Regions from separate parts of the Mus musculus genome. Here region 2 is linked to region 1. Evidence: chromatin contacts called from ENCODE Hi-C data. All regions are on one chromosome and are shown on one strand. The core of a region is the stretch at or near the end of the contact, and the rest is flanking DNA. Distances in the headings are between cores, read along the strand shown.

What was found. Hi-C counts contacts between places; a loop is a spot of excess contacts on that map.
Region 2: a loop to region 1 is called in a map of T-helper 1 cell, with 2.1 times the contacts of the local background. The contact joins the enhancer-like site here to the promoter of Ube2e2 in region 1. A Hi-C loop is called at or near these places in 3 of 37 maps with a recorded cell type or tissue (T-helper 1 cell, T-helper 17 cell and regulatory T cell).

The regions. Positions count from the first base shown.
Region 1 is chr14:18,890,583-18,896,046 of GRCm38, reverse strand. Ube2e2 (ubiquitin-conjugating enzyme E2E 2) reads left to right here and starts at 2,276. Exons shown (of 6, transcript NM_144839.2): 1 at 2,276-2,462.
Region 2 is chr14:18,937,460-18,942,923 of GRCm38, reverse strand. No RefSeq gene overlaps it. Among named protein-coding and RNA genes, the nearest start is that of Ube2e2, 46 kb to the right of the region's middle. Within about 2 kb of position 2,080, at least 1 of the 3 ENCODE cell types and tissues checked has a DNase peak (open chromatin) inside an H3K27ac peak, as active enhancers do.

The DNA of each region.
Region 1 (5,464 bases), core at 1,027-3,526:
CATTGTATCTAAATCCTTAGATTTCCTTGTACCCTAAATCCTTAGATTTCCTTAGACTTCCAAGACTCCGGTCTTGGGGTGTAGGGGTTGTGTTAGAGATGCCACATTTTTGTAATAGAGACTCATTGCCATACATATACCTGGGACTTGACTGGCTGTTGCTTTCTGGAATAATGATCAGCAGACATTTTGGACAACAAGATCAGCAGAATTCACTAATGATCTAATGTAGAGTGTGAAACTGACAAGGATAAGAACAGGGAAACCCTGTGAGGCCTGGCTCTCCTCTTCATTCATAGTTATATCCCTACTACCTAGACTCAATAAACAAGAGCCTGGCCCACAGTATTTAGTATTCCTAGAATGAATGATAAGGGTGAATCGGACTTATAGTCCTGTTTTGAACTTTGAAAAATGCCAGCTAAAACATCTGCAGATGGACAAAATGCTGCTGAAACACAGTTTCAACAATGGCATCGAAGCTCTTCAATTCTATTCCCTGAGTGGAAGCTGACATCACAACATCCCCAAGCCCCACTGCCAGTGACAGAACAACAAAACGACTCAACAGTGGCTGGGGCAGAAGGGTGTTTTCTTATGAAACATTCATTGTAAGCCAACAGCACACACACAGAAGCATAGGCTACCAGAGGCAGGATGTAGAGTTCAGTGGCAGAACTTCTGTGCCTGCTTAGCCTGTTGAAGCCCTGGGTCAAATCCCAGCATCAAAACAAAACAATTTTTAAAGGGTTTCAAAACACAGTCAAGGCTCTGCTACTTCTGTATTCTTGAAACATAATCAGAAGAATGGGAATAGGCAAAGAGTTCATGAGGTTAAGACTGTCTATGAAATACTGTATTTGATCATATTCTAAATATGATGCATTTCTACTAATACACTGTACTATGTCGGAAATACACACACCATGAGACAGATTTAAGTGGCCACACAAACCAGAAAACCAGGTTTCACTCATTTCTAACTCTTCCTCTCATACATTCTTGAGCTGACATTCGTAAGGACAAAGGTGCTGTCATTTTTTTTTTCTCAGTAGTCAGTTCCAGGCTAGACATTACTAGCTGCTTTGGGCAGTTTTCAGTGATGTAATTGGTTAAAAGCCAGTTCTTGAATGTATCTCGTGGAAGCATTTTCTGTTCCAGATACAGGTTATGAGTCTTGTATTGCTCTAGTCTCTGGGGTCTTTTTGCACTAGTTGTTTAGGCTGCTTGATTGACTCAGAACTTCACATTCCCATGGTGGCCTATGGCATCTGGTAGGTTGGGTTTCCCATGGTTTCCTATGTATTGGCTAGCACTGTTCAAGTGATTTGGACCATACTTGAAATGGAGGTCTGTCTTTAGCCCTCTCTGCTGAGCAGGACTAGTGCATGGGCTCAGCCACTCCCAAGAATCCTCACAGAAGTTAAGAGTAGTCCTAGATCTCAGCGGTTATGATAGGCTGGAGGTGTTGTGTGTGTGTGTGTGTGGGTGGTGGTGGTGGTGGTGGTGGTGGTGGTGGTGGTGGTGGTGGTGGTGGTGGTGAAGTGAGTTCATGGGCGCTGAGTTAACAAAGCATGTGCAGGTTTTTGTTTTGTTTTGTTTTGTTTTGTTTTAAGTAGCTATTTTGGGCTACAATGACAGGGCAACCTTATATTCCTCAGGCCACCCACAGCATGGCTACTATCCCACCTGTGTCTTTCAGGCACAGTGGCAGCCTCCCACTTGCTCTGATAGTGCTGCCCCCTTCGTCCCGCCCCGCCCTCCCCAGCCTCCCAGAGTGACAGCTAGCAGCCCTGGACAGGACTAGGCACCGCAGGACCTTCCCTGCAGCAGTTAAGGGGTAAAATGTGGCTTCACCCGGGCCCACGCGAAGTTTTCCAACAGCGGTGCAGGTGGGTCCTGCGCGAGCACGAGCTGGTGGTGCAGGTGTGTGTGTGTGTGTGTGTGTGTGTGTGTGTGTGTGTGTGTTCTCCCTACCCCTCATCCCAGTCCGCCGCACTGCACCTTATTGAAGCGCAACCCCACCCCTTAGCCCGCGTGTCCCTTTAATTCGTGCGCTCCTCAAGGTCCTCTCGTCCCTCCCTTCCCGCCGCCGTTGAGCCTCGATTTCCCTCCTCCCTTTCCCTTCGCCCTAACCCGCCTTTGCTCCGGCCCGCCCAGCCCAGGACTCAGCTGTCACTTTACTTTTGCGCGCGCACCTCACAGGTCCTCGAGCGGGCACGCGCCGGCGGGGGCGGGGCTAAATCGCGTCGCGGGCTCGCGGGCGCGACACCGCGAGGCCGACGTGGGGCTCGCGCTGTCGCGGGCTCTCAGGGCAGGCAGGGCGAGCGCGCGCTTGGGAGGGGGCGCGCGCGGACGGCGGGCGGCGGCGGCGGTGGCGGCGGCGGCGGCTCGCGGAGGCGGCGGTTTCACTCCCGGACTCGGCGTCGGAGCCGCGGCTGGAGCGCGGGCGACGCCGCGAGGTGAGTAGGTGAGGGCGGGCGGGCGTGGCCGCGGCCAGAGCCGCGGCGTGGGGCGCGCGGGGACCCCACGCGGCGAGGGCCAGCCCGGCGAGATCCCCGCCCCCGCCGCGGCCTCGGCTCGGGTGCGCGCCCGCGGCCCCGCAGGCCTCCCTGACCCTGCGCGTGTCCGCTGGGGCCCGCGCGCCCCTCCCCCGTCCCGCAGAGTGTGGCCGTCCTTCGCCCACGAGGACCTCTCCCCTCCCCTCCCGAGCCCACCGCAGCCAGGAACTAAGTCTCCGCAAAGTCCAGGATGGATGTCGCGGCGCAAAGTGCCCGGCTGTCCGGAGCTCTTCCCAAATTGCATAATTGCTACAGGAGGTGAGGGTGAGGGAGTACCCGCTGGGTGTGTGCGTGATGCCCCGGGGTGTGGGTTGTCACACTGGTCTTTTGTAATGCCCGATGCTTGGCACAGTTTGGCTCCGAAGCCAGTTTTCCTCTGGCTTCTCTGCAGCACCCACTGGCCTGATTGGAAACTGGATTACCCTTGTCCTCCCACCCCCACCCACCCCCTCTTCGCTACTAATGTTTTGATCCATTTGCCCTTTTCCAATTCTAATGAACATAAAGCCTGGCTTCTTGTGTCTCTTTTTCCACAACTAACCAGAAATGCCCCATCCATCTTCCCTAAAGGAAATTAAGGCCGCATTAGAGAGACATCATCACCCTGGGCTTGGTGGCAGCTCTTGGACTTATTTGCTGATTTGCAAGATTCTTATCCTCTAACCTTGTATTTTGTAATTTTGAGGGTCTACTTGAGTATTTCCATTTTAAAGTACAAAAGAATGTGCTAGGACTTACCTCTGATTACCTTACTGTTTTTAAGATTTTTTTAAAGCTCATCTTAGTTTTAAATCCTTGGATTTTGAAAAGCATGCTCTAGAAATGCAATCTTGGGAATCTAAATATTTGTCTTTCTTCAGGCAGTCAGGATGCTCCTGGGCGCTTGGCAGTCTTGTTTGTGGGTGATGGTGAAGATGGAGTGTTTTCATATGTCATACCTTGAGCTCTTTCCTCTAGGGCACAGCACTTCCCTCAATCAGGTGCTCCACTTTTATTTTCCAAATAAATATCTTTTCAGACACTTGGGAAGCTGGATAGCGCTACAGGTTTGGCGTATAATATAAAGTATTTTATGTTTTGGAAAAGTTCAGAAATCACAAGTAGAAAAACTGGTATGCCAATGCAAGTTCACATTTTCCTGTTGCAGCTGCACAAATGAATACTTGCTTTTCTAAGTTTTTAAAAATCATGACATTTGATGATTTGAATAGTAATGTGGACTTGAGTACTGTTGGTTTCATCGGTGGGATTTGTTTAGATCCGTAAGTTTTTCTGAAACACGCTAATTTCACTCACTATGTGCTGGGAATTTCCAGAGCCTGATGACATCACAGAGCACATAGTCAATAAAGCTCAAAAAGAATGAGTGTGTTTAAATACCTAAATGTAATATGTTTATATTTAGTTAGAAACTAAGGGTTACTTGAATCTGAAGTAAAAATATCACTTTAGGTGTCTTAAGATCTTTGAAACTGTCATTGGAGGATGTATTTGTGTTTAGATCCCTGGAATTTAGCTTCCTTCTAGGTTAGGGAATTAGCTCTTTAGGAATTAATTTTAAAATGCCAGAGAAGTTAATATGTAGAAGTTTTAATTCAGGGACCTACTCATTTTTACTTTAGAGAGACAAGGCACCAATTTTATACATAGTTCATTTGAGTGACCTGCAGAGGATTTCCTCTCATAAGAGTTAATTGTGCCAGAGTACACAATCATGTTGTCCCCTTTTTTCTGTAATCAAGGATTCAGAAAACACTCAGCAGAAAGTCTCTTAAGTCTTGACATTTGAATAGGAGATACAGAGCCTTTGTCTAAATGGTTTTATAATGCTTATCAGTGTTCTCAGGAGGATTTGTCATTTGTACGTAAAGATTTGGATCGGATAAGGTATCTTAGATCAAAAATAGAAATAATTTTTTAAACTGTAAAACTAGAGAAATTATGCTTCTGTTTAGCCATTTAATTGCTTTCTGGGGAAGTGTTCTGGTTGAGCCCAGGCCTTCACATATACGCTTGGCAAGGGCTCTAGAACTGAGCCATACCCCCAGACCTTTAATAGTAGTTTAGTAGTTTAATCTTCTGGTATTCTGAAGTAGTTGAGGAAATTTCAGTTTCAGATTATGGCCCATTACATCATTGCATAGTCTATTCAGTATTATATAGTTTACACATTACTAGGTGTGCACAAAAGAGTATTGAAATGTGTGCACTTCATGACTGATGCAGCACACAGCAGTCACAGCTGTGCTTGCAGTGTAAGGCAACTACTTTTCTAGAGTTCTTGTGTTTGCCATGTGATGGATTGCCTCAGGTTTAGGATACATAGAACAATTTCTCACTGATTTCACATCTCTTAAAAGTTTGCTCACAGTACCCTACCTTGAGAGCATCTAATCCTAAGAATGCTTCTTTCTGTTTCCCTGCTTATACATAAGCCTGCTTAGCTAGCATGCTATATAGCACATACTTACAAGGTTTTTAACTTTAGATATATTTTAACTCAAAGAAGCAAGCTGAGAAAGAATACAAATATTAAATCCAATAATAAGAATGTTAAAGTCAAATAAGAAAACCCAAGAAATATACTCAGGCTTTTAGAGCTAGACATGAAACATAGAGACATAAAATTTCGGTATTCTGTTAAGTGACTTTATTGCTCATAAAAGGTGTCTTAGCCGTGGGGAATGATGCTCTCCACTTACAAGAGAGAGGGAGAGCAGTCTCAATGTCCTGTGAGTGTGTGAGAGCTATTTGGACAGACTTACTGGATGTCATGAACAAAGGGACTAGGGATGAGGATGGTCATGTCATATGTAGTGTCTGTTGATGCTTTATCGCTGTGCTTCCTGCTTCTTCCAGTACTGTGCTGTGCATATTTGTCTTATAAGCTTCTCATAGAAAAC
Region 2 (5,464 bases), core at 831-3,330, 47 kb before region 1:
TCACCTTAGATCTACTTCTGCAAGTTTTCTTCTTACTTTAACATGCATACCATGGCATGAACATGCTTGTAAGCACATGCATGAACACACATACACAACAAATGTCAAAAGAATTTTTAAATAAAATAAAATTTAGTTTTTTCCTTCAAACTTCAAAACAGTGTGTATATATTTTTTTTAATACAAACTTTCTCTGGCTTTAAAAGTACTGACTCAAAGGTTGAATGGCAATACCACTGAAGAGTGGTACACAAAGTTTTTGCATGAATGCAGCATTAGAGATGACTGTATGACTGTGGTGCTTTGAATATATTTGTCCCAGGGAGTGGCAGTATTTGGAGGTGTGGCCTTGTTGGAGGAAGTGTGTCACTGTTAGCGTAGGCAATTAGACCCTCCTCCTTATCACATGGGAGCCAGCCTTCTCATAGTGGCCTTCAGATGAACATGTAGAATTCTCAGCTCCTCGTGTGCCATGCCTGCCTGAAAGCTGTCATGTTCCTTCCCTGATAATAATGGATTGAGAAAAGATTTACCTTGGTCATGGTGTCTGTTCACAGCAGTAAAACCCAAACTAAAACAATGACCAATGACTGTACTTAAGTTTGAATGAGTTTAGAAACCCAGAATAAACTAGAACTAGGAGTTGGGGAGAAGGGTGATAGAGAAACAAAGAAAAATGGAAACAGATGGAACCCAGCAGGGCTTTGTACAAGCTAGGCAAGCTCTCTAACCAGTGAGCCACATCAGCATCCTTTGGAGTTTGGAGACAAAGTCTTACTATGTAGCCCAGGCTGCCTCCATCTTCTGCCACTGCCCATGTGCTGAAGTTACAGTTAAATTCTCATAACCTTGCCTCCAGGATGCCCAGTATGAGCACTTATAAGCCTTAGTATAACACTCCAGAATGTTCATTCTGTCCTCTACAGTACTACAATTTTAACTGTCACTGTGCTGGTTGCTTATATTAACTTGACCCAAACTAGAGTCTTTTCAGAAGAGAATATGTCAGTTCAGAAAATGCCTATAGAAGATTGGTCTGTTGGCAAGCCTCAGAGGCTTCTTGATTGACAACTGATGTGGGAGGGTTCAGTTCACTGTGAATGCTGCCATGCCTGGTCCTGAGTGCTATATGAAAACAGGCTGAGTACACCATAGGGAGCAAGCCAGTAAGAAGCATTGGTTCACAGTTTCTGCTTCAGTTCATGCCTCTAGATTCTTAACTTGGCTTCTCTCAATGAATTATGATAGAATAAGTCAAATAAACCCTTTCATCCCCAAGTTGTTTTTGGTCACAGTGTTTTTTGACATTGATAGAAGCCCAAACTAAAACAGTCATCACTGTTACTTGTATCACATATCCAAGTAGCATCATAAATATATCCCCATTATATTTATCTTGACTACCCCACGTCCAACGGCACTATCTGCCTTTTAAACAGAAGGCATCTGAAATAAATTAGAGAAAAGTAACTTATTAACAATTAATTAAGGGTTCATTATAATTTGAAATGTTCTTGATGCTGCATTTTAGGCACTAAGATACCATTTCCTCCTATCTCTGCTTGTGATATGTAATGAAAATAATACTAAGATTAGATTAAGAACTTAGATTAAAGTTAAATGCATAAGAACACAGAAGCATAGAAAAGGTACTATAGAGCTGAAAGAGACTTGAAAGATACCATGCTCAACATTTAAAAGGAATGTGAAACCTGAAAATTGTGAGCTCTTCTAAATCTTGCATACCTAAGTCCAAGGTACAAACCATGCAAGAATATTCAGAAAGGGGCTGAGCCCATTTGAGAAAACACATAAGAAGGGGTAAGAACAGGAAGTTTGGGCAGTGTTACAGTTAAATTCACTAGTTGGGCAGTGTTCCACAAGACCACAGTGGACACTGATGAGTACTGCTCTGAAAGTGTCCTGTGTCAAGAGAAGCATGAACCCAGAGGGACAATGTTGCTCCTTCCCTATAAGCAGTAAATGGGCTCCCAACCATCATCTTGGAATTTATTTCTAGACATTCTTTTTTGAAAAGCAAGCATGCTAGACTACTAAAAATTGTATCAACAGAAAATAGCAGCCCTAGACAGTCATGGTAACACACATGTGATATCTCATGTTGCTCACAAAACTCTGGAGACTGAAATAGTAACAGGCAGCTCAAAATTAGTTCCAAGCCAGCCTGGGCTACAGAGTGAATTCCAAATCAGCCTAGGCTACAGAATGAAATTCTCATCTCAATGAAAAAGGAAAAAATATGTATTAGCATAGCAGTTTTTAATTAAACGCATAGGTGAAGGCATTTTCAGTACAGAGATATATCCATGACCAAAAGCAACTAAGAGAAAAAAAATGGTTTATTTTAATGTACAATTCTTGAGGGATTGCTATGCATTGTAGGGAAGACATACCAGCAAGAACTGGAAGCCAGGCAGTAAGGAAGCAGAAAGATCTCATTTCATACACAAAAAAGCAGAGCAAAAGAACAGGAAGTGGGCCAGTCTATAAAAACCTCAAAGCCTGCCCATGATGATGTCCTTCCTCAAGCTATCTCCTAAAGGTTACATAACATCCCCTAAAAAGGCCAATGATTGGGAACTGCATTTTCATATACATGAGCCACCACACATTCCAAGTGTTTCCATGATGTGACTAAAGAAGCAGGGTAAGAATTGTGAAGAGGGATATAGTCACCCTATGACTAAGAGTAAACAGAGAAAACTTTTTGTCCTCAAAGTGAAAATCCCTTTCTATTTTAAGGAACAGTCCCTTACTTTAAAGAATCTCACAAGTGAGTCACAATTACATCATCTTCTCCAGAGGCAGCTACTTTCCAAAGAATAAGCCTCTTAAGCATTGATAAAATCTGACAATGAGGACAGGAACAGACATTTGTAAATGCCCGGTATATACAGGCTTCCTCAGTCCATACAGCAGTCATGACTACAATAGTGACAAGGACCTCCCTGGGCCGACACAAGTTTTTTGTAGCTGTTGTCCCCAAAAGCCTTCTGTTTTACATTTGCATGTTATGCTCCAGGTTAGAAAAGCAGACATTGTGGTTTGCAGTTTTGAAGATAAAAATCATACTTGTGCACTTTAAGGCAGGTTGGATAAAGATATATATATATATGAATAGTTGCTGTTCTCTCTTTGAACCAATGAAAAATCAAATGATAGTACCAAAATCTATCACAGTCAACATACAAGATGTTGCCAACATTTAACATGCTGCTGTTATTCCTGTGTCCTCTCTTGTCTCTCTAAATTTATCCAACAACACAGTCCTCCTTATGAAAACTATTTTCCATATTTAAGGAGTTAGAATTTTAAAAACCTTTATTTTCTTAAGTAATAAGGAAAGTAGATCTTTATTATCACATCCACAAAAACAAATATAAAGTAAATTAGCAACATATAAATTGACAAACTATTTATGAAGCTACATTGTTAGCTTTTTCCCCCAAAATTTATTAGGTATTTTCTTCACTTACATTTCAAATGCTATCCCGAAAGTCCCCAATAACCTCCCCTCCACCCCTGCTCCCCTACCCACCCACTCCCACTTCTTGGCCCTGGGGCTCCCCTGTACTGGGGCATATAAATTTTGCAAGACCAAGGCTCTTCCCAGTAATGACCAACTAGGCTATCTTCTGCTACATATGCAGTTAGAGACATGAGCTATGGGGGTACTGGTTAGTTCATATTGTTGTTCCACATATAGGGTTGCAGACCCCTTCAGTTCCTTGGGTACTTTCTCTAGCTCCTGTGTTCCATCTAATAGCTGACTGTGAGCATCCAGTTCTGTGTTTGCCAGGCACTTGCATCGCCTCACAAGAGACAGCTATATCAGGGTCCTTTCAGCAAAATCTTGCTGGCATATGCAATAGTATCTGGGTTTGGCGGCTGATTATGGAATGGATCCCCAGGTGAGGTAGTCTCTGGATGGTCCATCCTTTCGTCTCAGCTCCAAACTTTGTCTCTGTAACTCCTTCCATTGGGTGTTTTGTTCCCAATTCTAAGAAGGGGCGAAGTGTCCACACTTTGGTCTTGGTTCTTCTTGAGTTTCATGCGTTTTGCAAATTGTATCTTGGGTATTCTAAGTTTCTGGGCTAATATCCACTTATCAGAGAGTACATATCATGTGTGTTCTTTTGTGATTGAGTTACTTCACTCAGAATGATAACTTCCAGATCCACCCATTTGACTAGGACTTTCATAAATTTATTCTTTTTAATAGCTGAGTAGTACTCCATTGTGTAAATGTACCACATTCTCTGTATCCATTCCTCTGTTGAGAGACATCTCTGTTCTTTCCAGCTTCTGGCTATTATAAATAAGGCTGCTATGAACATAGTGGAGCATGTGTTCTTATTACCAGTTGGAACATCTGAATATATGTCCAAGAGAGGTATTGCTGGATCCTCTGGTAGTACTATGTCCAGTTTTCTGAGGAACCGCCAGACTAATTTCCAGAGTGGTTGTACAAGCTTACAATCCCACCAATAATGGAGGAGTGTTTCTCTTTCTCCATATCCTCACCAGCATCTGCTATCACATGAATTTTTGATCTTAGCCATTCTGACTGGTGTGAGGTAGAATCTCAGGATTGGTTTGATTTGCATTTCCCTTATGATCAATGATGTTGAACATTTTTTCAGGTGCTTCTTTGTTTCGCTCTGTGCCCCATTTTTTAATAGGGTTATTTGACTTTCTGGAGTCCAACTTCTTGAGTTCTTTATATATGTTGGATATTAGTCCCCTATCTGATCTAGGATTGGTAAAGATCCTTTCCCAGTCTGTTGGTGGCCTTTTTGTCTTATTGATAGTGTCTTTTGCCTTACAGAAGCCTTGTAATTTTATGAGGTCCCATTTGTTGATTCTCGATCTTACAGCACAAGCTGTTGCTGTTCTATTCAGGAATTTTTTCCCCTGTGCCCATATCTTCGAGACTTTTCCTCACTTTCTCCTCTATAAGTTTCAGTGTTTCTGGTTTTATGTGGAGTTCCTTGATCCACTTAGATTTGACCTTCGTACAAGGAGATAAGATTATTTCCTGCCTTCTACTCCTCTTGGGTGAATTTGCTTCCTTTTGTTCTAGAGCTTTTAAATGTGCTGTCAAGCTGCTAGTATGTGCTCTCTCTAGTTTCTTTTCGGAGGCACTCAGAGCTATGAGTATTCCTCTTAGGAACGCTTTCATTGTGTCCCACAAGTTTGGATATGTTGTGGCTTCATTTTCATTAAACTCTAAAAAGTCTTTAATTTCTTTCTTTATTTCTTTCTTGACCAAGGTATCATTGAGTAGAGTGTTGTTCAGCTACCACGTGAATGTTAGCTTTCTATTATTTATGTTGTTATTGAAGATCAGCCTTAGTCCATGATGATATGATAGGATGCATGGGATAATTTCAATAGTTTGTATCTGTTGAGGACTTTTTTGTGACCAATTATATGGTCAATT